2 separate regions of the Homo sapiens genome follow, and region 1 is linked to region 2. The links are chromatin contacts, found by Hi-C or POLR2A ChIA-PET in ENCODE. All regions are on one chromosome and are shown on one strand. The core of a region is the stretch at or near the end of the contact, and the rest is flanking DNA. Distances in the headings are between cores, read along the strand shown. Region 1 overlaps OSBPL1A (oxysterol binding protein like 1A). Region 2 overlaps OSBPL1A (oxysterol binding protein like 1A).

Evidence for each region. Hi-C counts contacts between places; a loop is a spot of excess contacts on that map. ChIA-PET counts read pairs that join two places held with the same protein, here RNA polymerase II (POLR2A). Pooled maps may share reads with other maps.
Region 1: a map of gastrocnemius medialis shows a loop between it and region 2 (2.0-fold over the local background). The contact joins two enhancer-like sites. A Hi-C loop is called at or near these places in 3 of 168 maps with a recorded cell type or tissue (adrenal gland, endothelial cell of hepatic sinusoid and gastrocnemius medialis), 3 of 37 single-sample maps with no recorded cell type and 4 of 50 pooled maps. POLR2A ChIA-PET finds 5 or more read pairs at or near these places in 5 of 52 experiments (OCI-LY7, Panc1, WTC11 and 2 more).

The regions. Positions count from the first base shown.
Region 1 is chr18:24,230,471-24,233,622 of GRCh38, forward strand. All of the region lies in intron 16 of OSBPL1A (oxysterol binding protein like 1A), which reads right to left. Among named protein-coding and RNA genes, the nearest start is that of MIR320C2, 90 kb to the right of the region's middle. Within about 2 kb of position 1,826, at least 7 of the 41 ENCODE cell types and tissues checked have a DNase peak (open chromatin) inside an H3K27ac peak, as active enhancers do; they include gastrocnemius medialis, where a contact is called at or near this core.
Region 2 is chr18:24,197,406-24,200,172 of GRCh38, forward strand. All of the region lies in intron 17 of OSBPL1A (oxysterol binding protein like 1A), which reads right to left. Among named protein-coding and RNA genes, the nearest start is that of CABYR, 60 kb to the left of the region's middle. RefSeq lists an enhancer at 1-153. Within about 2 kb of position 1,251, at least 3 of the 41 ENCODE cell types and tissues checked have a DNase peak (open chromatin) inside an H3K27ac peak, as active enhancers do; they include gastrocnemius medialis, where a contact is called at or near this core.

The sequences.
Region 1 (3,152 bases), core at 576-3,075, 34 kb after region 2:
AAAAACCTGTCCCTAAAAGCCAATGAGCTAGCTATCATGTTGGATGCATGGACTATATTCTGGTCTGGTTAACTCTTACCTCATTGCCAGGAAAACTGGTTGATTTTTCTAGAGCCATATTTTTTTAATGCAGCAGAAGGAAGGTATTTTTACAATATACATAGCTAGACTTCAGACAATGGCAGCCTGTCGTTATTCTTTTTATTTCCCACTCCATTTTCTCCTTAATAAACATATACGTTTCTATAACAGGCAAAACCACTCAAAAATTTTAGGAAACTTCTGACCCCTGAAAAACAGCATAAAAGATTTATGAAATAGCCCTACATTATTTACTGAACTTTTGATGAGCACTTAGGAAAATCTGTGCAGCCCTGAGTAATGACGGGAAATGGAATACTCTTGATAAGCACTTATTTGTGGGTGTGTTTACTCCCATCTAGTTCCAAAAGGATTCAGGTGACTCAGTCGATGATTATATTTTATAGGGAAACCATCAAGCCACGTGCAGTGGTGTGCACCTGTAGTCACAGCTGCTCGGCAGGCTGAGGTGGAGGATCACTTAAGCCCAGGAGTTTGAGACTGGGCAACAGAGCGAGACCCTGTCTCTCAAAAACATTAAGAAGTGTCAGAATAACACCTTGAAAAACATATATTTTACAAGATAAAATGCTCTAGTTTACAGAAGCATTGAAGGTGGACAGAATCTTTACCTGATTAGTTCCTCAATTAAAACAGCAGTATTAATAGAATTAAAATGTAAAATCTCACAAAGTTTGCTTTAATGTTATGGGTCGACAATGGCCCAGATCTTTAAAGTTCTTTTTGTTTGTTTGTTTTGAAACAGACTCTTGCTCTGGCACCCAGTCTGGAGTGCAGTGGCGTGATCTCAGTTCACTGCAACCTCCGCCTCCTGGATTCAAGCAACTCTCCTGCCTCAGCCTCCCTAGTAGCTGGGATTACAGGCGCCCACCACCACGCCCAGCATTTTTGTATTTTAGTAGAGATGGGGTTTCACCATGTTGGCCAGGCTGGTCTTGAACTCCGGACCTCAAGTGATCCACCCACTTTGGCCTCAAAGTGCTAGGATTACAGGTGTAAGCCACTGCACCTGCTTTAAGATCTTTAAAGTTCTGTCCATGTTAGAACTCAGAATTATTTTAAACACATTCAGATTGAACACAGTCTCCTTTCTCATCAAAATAGCATGGAAGCCAATGAATGGCTATTGCCGGCTTATGGTGACTTTAACTTTACTCTAGAATTAAGATCCTGACCGCTATGCTCCTTTTTGTAATTGAGTGAGAGAACTTTCCAAGAGTTGATTTGTTAATTTTTCCTACTATTAAAAGGCTGAAAGAAGAGGCCATAAAGTTCACAATATAAACATGCCAACAATTCTTGTAAGTTATCCTGATAAGCACTTTTTTATCCTGACCTTTGGAAACCAGCCTGAGAACAAATAGTACACAAAGCAGCAAGATGGGGAAGAACTGTGGATAATGTCCAAGTCACCCTTCCTCCTGTTACTGAAGGTAACAGAAAACAGCCAGGAAACGCACACATGCTTAATTTAATACCTTTATTGTTTACGGTTTCCCACGTACCAGGCATGTTCTGAAAATGTCCAAAGCAACCCAAGGTACAGCTTAAAATATCAGTGCCAAATTTTTATTTAGCCTTGAGGTACAACTGCATAAACTCAGAAATAGCACAGTAAATATGAAGAACACAAAGAAAGTAAACACAACCTAACATATTTAAAGTGAATCATAAACTGAAAACCGGGATGAGTCCAGAGGGGGCTGCCAAGAGACTGCTGCAATAATTTACTAAGGAAGTGACAAAAGCTTGAAACAGATTCTTGGCAGCAAGCAACAAGAGTCGGAGACATTCTAGACAGATCCTCTCTGAATGATGTCCAAGGTCAAAATTAGCCAAATGGTAGGGTATTGCTTGTGACAGAGTTTCTTAAAAGTACCGGCTCATCCCCAAGCAACTAAATCTACTACTGTTTTCTACAATTTGTAACATCTGCACATGTAATGGAACATGAGGAGTTATACAAACCGTAGTGTGTGGGCTACTGGAAATCTTACGTGGATCTATTTTGGGCTACCAAATCCAGAGCTTCCCAATTTGTCTTGTTTCTCAACATTATTTTTAGGAAGGTCACATTATGCATTAACTCTACAAAGAAAACAATTCTAGAACTAAAGGCCAGTTGCAGAATAATCCATAGTTAGAAAACAAAGTATTTTCATGTGACTTCGATGTAATAAGTCAACATTTACTAAGTACCTACCACACATCAGGTAAAGTGCAAGTTGCTGAAGCAGTTTGGAAAGATGAATGATATGGCTGGTGCCCTCCAAGTGTTCAAGATTTAAAAGATGTACTCTTACATCTGCTGAGAAATGCTAAAACTGGTTTCAGTTTCATGATATAACTATCTATTGGTTTTGCCCATCTACGCTATCGGATTTTATGCATTATTCATGCACATTTCAACCAAAATAGCATTAAGGGGAACGCTTAGCAAGAAAGCCTTTCTAGAGCAACTGATCTCAACATGTTTCTCAAAAGGAAAATGAACACACAGTAAGAAAAGTAATGCGTTCTGAACCTACAATATTCAAAGAGCAGGAATTTTCCGTGAAACTGCTCTCAGACTAGTTACTAAAGAAAAACCACCATGAAATTAGTTATTTAACCAGTAATAAGTGTTTCAAAAACAACTCCTTAGAAGATTATGAGAGATTCCTAAAGTCATGTACCTTTAGTTTTCTCTCCTTTAACTAATTTTCATCTGCCCCCTCCCTGGTAGCAGTATCCTATCTCCAACTTTACTGTAAACCCCTTGGGAACAAATGTCATTTTCTAATATCAATACTATCTCATCCCTCCTTCCTCCTTTGCTACCCATCCCTACTCTCCCCTGCAGAATCCAAAGTGGTGAATATAGATGCATAAAATCACCATGCATTCCTGATTATCTTAGGCTCATTATTGAATAACAATATATTTTTAGGGAGGACAGAAACATCAATGACATTTCTTCAACAACCTGCATTCGACAAGCATTTAGAGAACTCTGATTCTGTGCTACGTACTTCAGGGATGTAAACAGATATGGTCCCTATTATATTTTT
Region 2 (2,767 bases), core at 1-2,500:
ATGTAGCTAAAATATTAGATATTTTAAAAATTATCTTCTGAAGAACCTCTAAATTAAACTAATTAATTTGGATTATAGAAGTTAATACAATTTACATTTTTAAGTCAATAATCCATGGTGGAATTCTTCTAGTTTCTTTTTCTTTTTTAGGAACACACACTGCTCATTTGGCAGATATGCCATCTAACCAATCTGCTGGATAAGTGGCCACAGATGGTATTTAAATCACATTCCCCACTATCCAAGACTATCAATCTCTGTGACACGAATAATAGATACCAGGAATAAGAATCCCTGCCATTATCTATGCTTTGCATGTATAATATAGTTTTAGAGATGTATGTAAATTAAATTTTCCATCTATTTTGTTCTTTTCTTTTCTTTTTTTTTTTTTTTTTTGAGATGGACTTTCGTTCTTGTTGCCGAGGCTGGAGTGCAGTGGTGTGATCTCAGCTCACTGCAACCCTGCCTCCCGGGTTCAAGCGATTCTCCTGTGTCAGCCTCCCGAGTAGCTGGGATTTCAGGTGCCTGCCACCATGCCCGGCTAATTTTTTGTATTTTTAGTAGAGACGGGGTTTCACCATGTTGGCCAGGTTGGTCTTGAACTCCTGACCTCAGGTGATCTACCTGCCTCGGCCTCCCAAAGTGCTGGGATTACAGGCGTGAGCTACCGCGCCCAGCCAAATTTTCCTTCTACTGTCTTGGAAAAGTCCATCCAAAGTGTAGCATACCTAGAGAGTTATGAGCTTGAAAGAAGCTTGTGAAGAGGGAATGAGGGCTGTCATTCACCCCCAACAAACGCTGACATTAAATGTATAGACCGTGTGCTACCATTCTAACTAAAGGCAAGAATAGCAGAAAGGCAAGAACAACAAATATCTTGGAGGCAGAAGATGAGAGACATTCGAGCTTTGTAATTATCCTCAGTTTAGAAATTGTCAGAGGACTGTCAGCCAAGAGTCCCACCTGGGAATATCCTATACTCATTTTTATGCACAAAACTTTCTGTGATTTTATGAGAATGTAATCATTACTCATTTATAAGGAAGTCAGATTATCTGCAACATTCATTACCTATTCAGAACATAACCAGAAAGCAGAGGGGAAGGGGTTTTGAAAGGTAAACAGCCGTTACAGAGCCCATGTTATTTTCTTCCGTAGGACACGCAGAGCCAAGAGCCTTGCCTCACTGAGACCACACTTTGTGCAATAAACTGATGGGAAGCAGCAAGAGAAACACCGGCCCACGAGACACCCACGCAGCACACAAGCCATGGCTTAGTAAATGACCTCTCAGTTGCTGACCACAGTCTAAGCCCATAGCATGACGAGGCTGCCAAGAAGACAGGTGCAATCTCAGACTGCCACAATGGGGCAGCAGGCAGAGCGTTCCCGAGGGCAACCTGAGCTGGGACTCAGGCTCAGGTGTCACTGTTGTTTTGGTGTTTTTTTTTGTTGTTTTTTTTTTTTGAGAGAGAGTCACACTCTGTTACCCAGGCTGGAGTGCAGTGGTATGATCTCGACTCACTGCAACCTCCACCTCCCGGGTTCAAACGATTCTTCTGCCTCAGCCTCCCGAGTAGCTGGGACTACAGGTACCCGCCACCATGCCTGGCTAATTTTTGTTATCTTTAGTAAAGATAGGGTTTCACCATGTTGGCCAGGCTGGTCTCGAACTCCTTACATGCAGTGATCCACCCACCTCAGCCTCCCACAGTGCTGGTATTACAGGTGTGAGCCACCACACCTGGCCCAGGTGCCACTTTTAAAAGAAATTGGAAGACCGCCACGCAGGAGGACTGATCCGAGGCGAGGCAAAGGTGTCTGGAAAACATCTCTTACAAGCAGTGCTAAGGGACGTGCAAAGCTAGAGAAACAAAAGCTGGGGGTGTGGCGAACAGTGGGCACAAGGGGGGTCTTGGAATATCGGAGAGAGGGCCTGAGATGGCAGGAGTAATAACATCCTTGCCCCCAGCTCCCCCGGCTCCCCCAGCTGCTATGCACTTCAGCCTGCTTCATCTTCCCCCTCCACAGCACTGATTGACGTGACATAAGGTACACTCTCTTGCTGATGTGTTGATGACCTCCTACCCCCAAACAGTATGTAAACTCCATGAGAACTCATATTCTGTCTACTGCTGTGGCCCTGTTGCCTAGGACAATGGCTAGCACCAACTGGGAGTTTAAGTATTTGTGGCAGAAGCTTTGGAATGTATACGACCTATTAGACATTACCTCTTTTGTAAAGAATTTAGTTTATTCTGTGCTACTCAAGAGAGAAGGACTATTACTGCAGGTGAATGCTTATATTAGGGTGGCTAATATAAAGACCTGTGTCACAATGAATTCTAAAAATAGGAGATGAGAGAGGCCTCTTAAGGAAGGGTTTCAGACAGAGGCTGGAGGATTCCACCAGTCAGGGCACAGAAAGGCACCCCAGCTCGACCAAGGATGCTGCTAAACATCATGCCAGGAACAAGACAGGCTCCACAACAAAGAATTACCCACCTACAACGTCAGCAGTGCCAGGGTCAAGAAATCCAGCCAGAGAAATACAATGAGAGCTTCATGTATAATCTCAAATTCTGTAGTAGCCACATTTTAAAAAATCAAAACTAATTTTAGTAATTTATTTTATTTAACCCAGTATATCCAAAATATTAGCATTTCAACATATAAATACATACAAAAAATGATGTTATACTTTTTTCCATATTGTCTTTGAAATCCAGTGTGTATCCTACACTTTTAGAGCATATCTCAATTA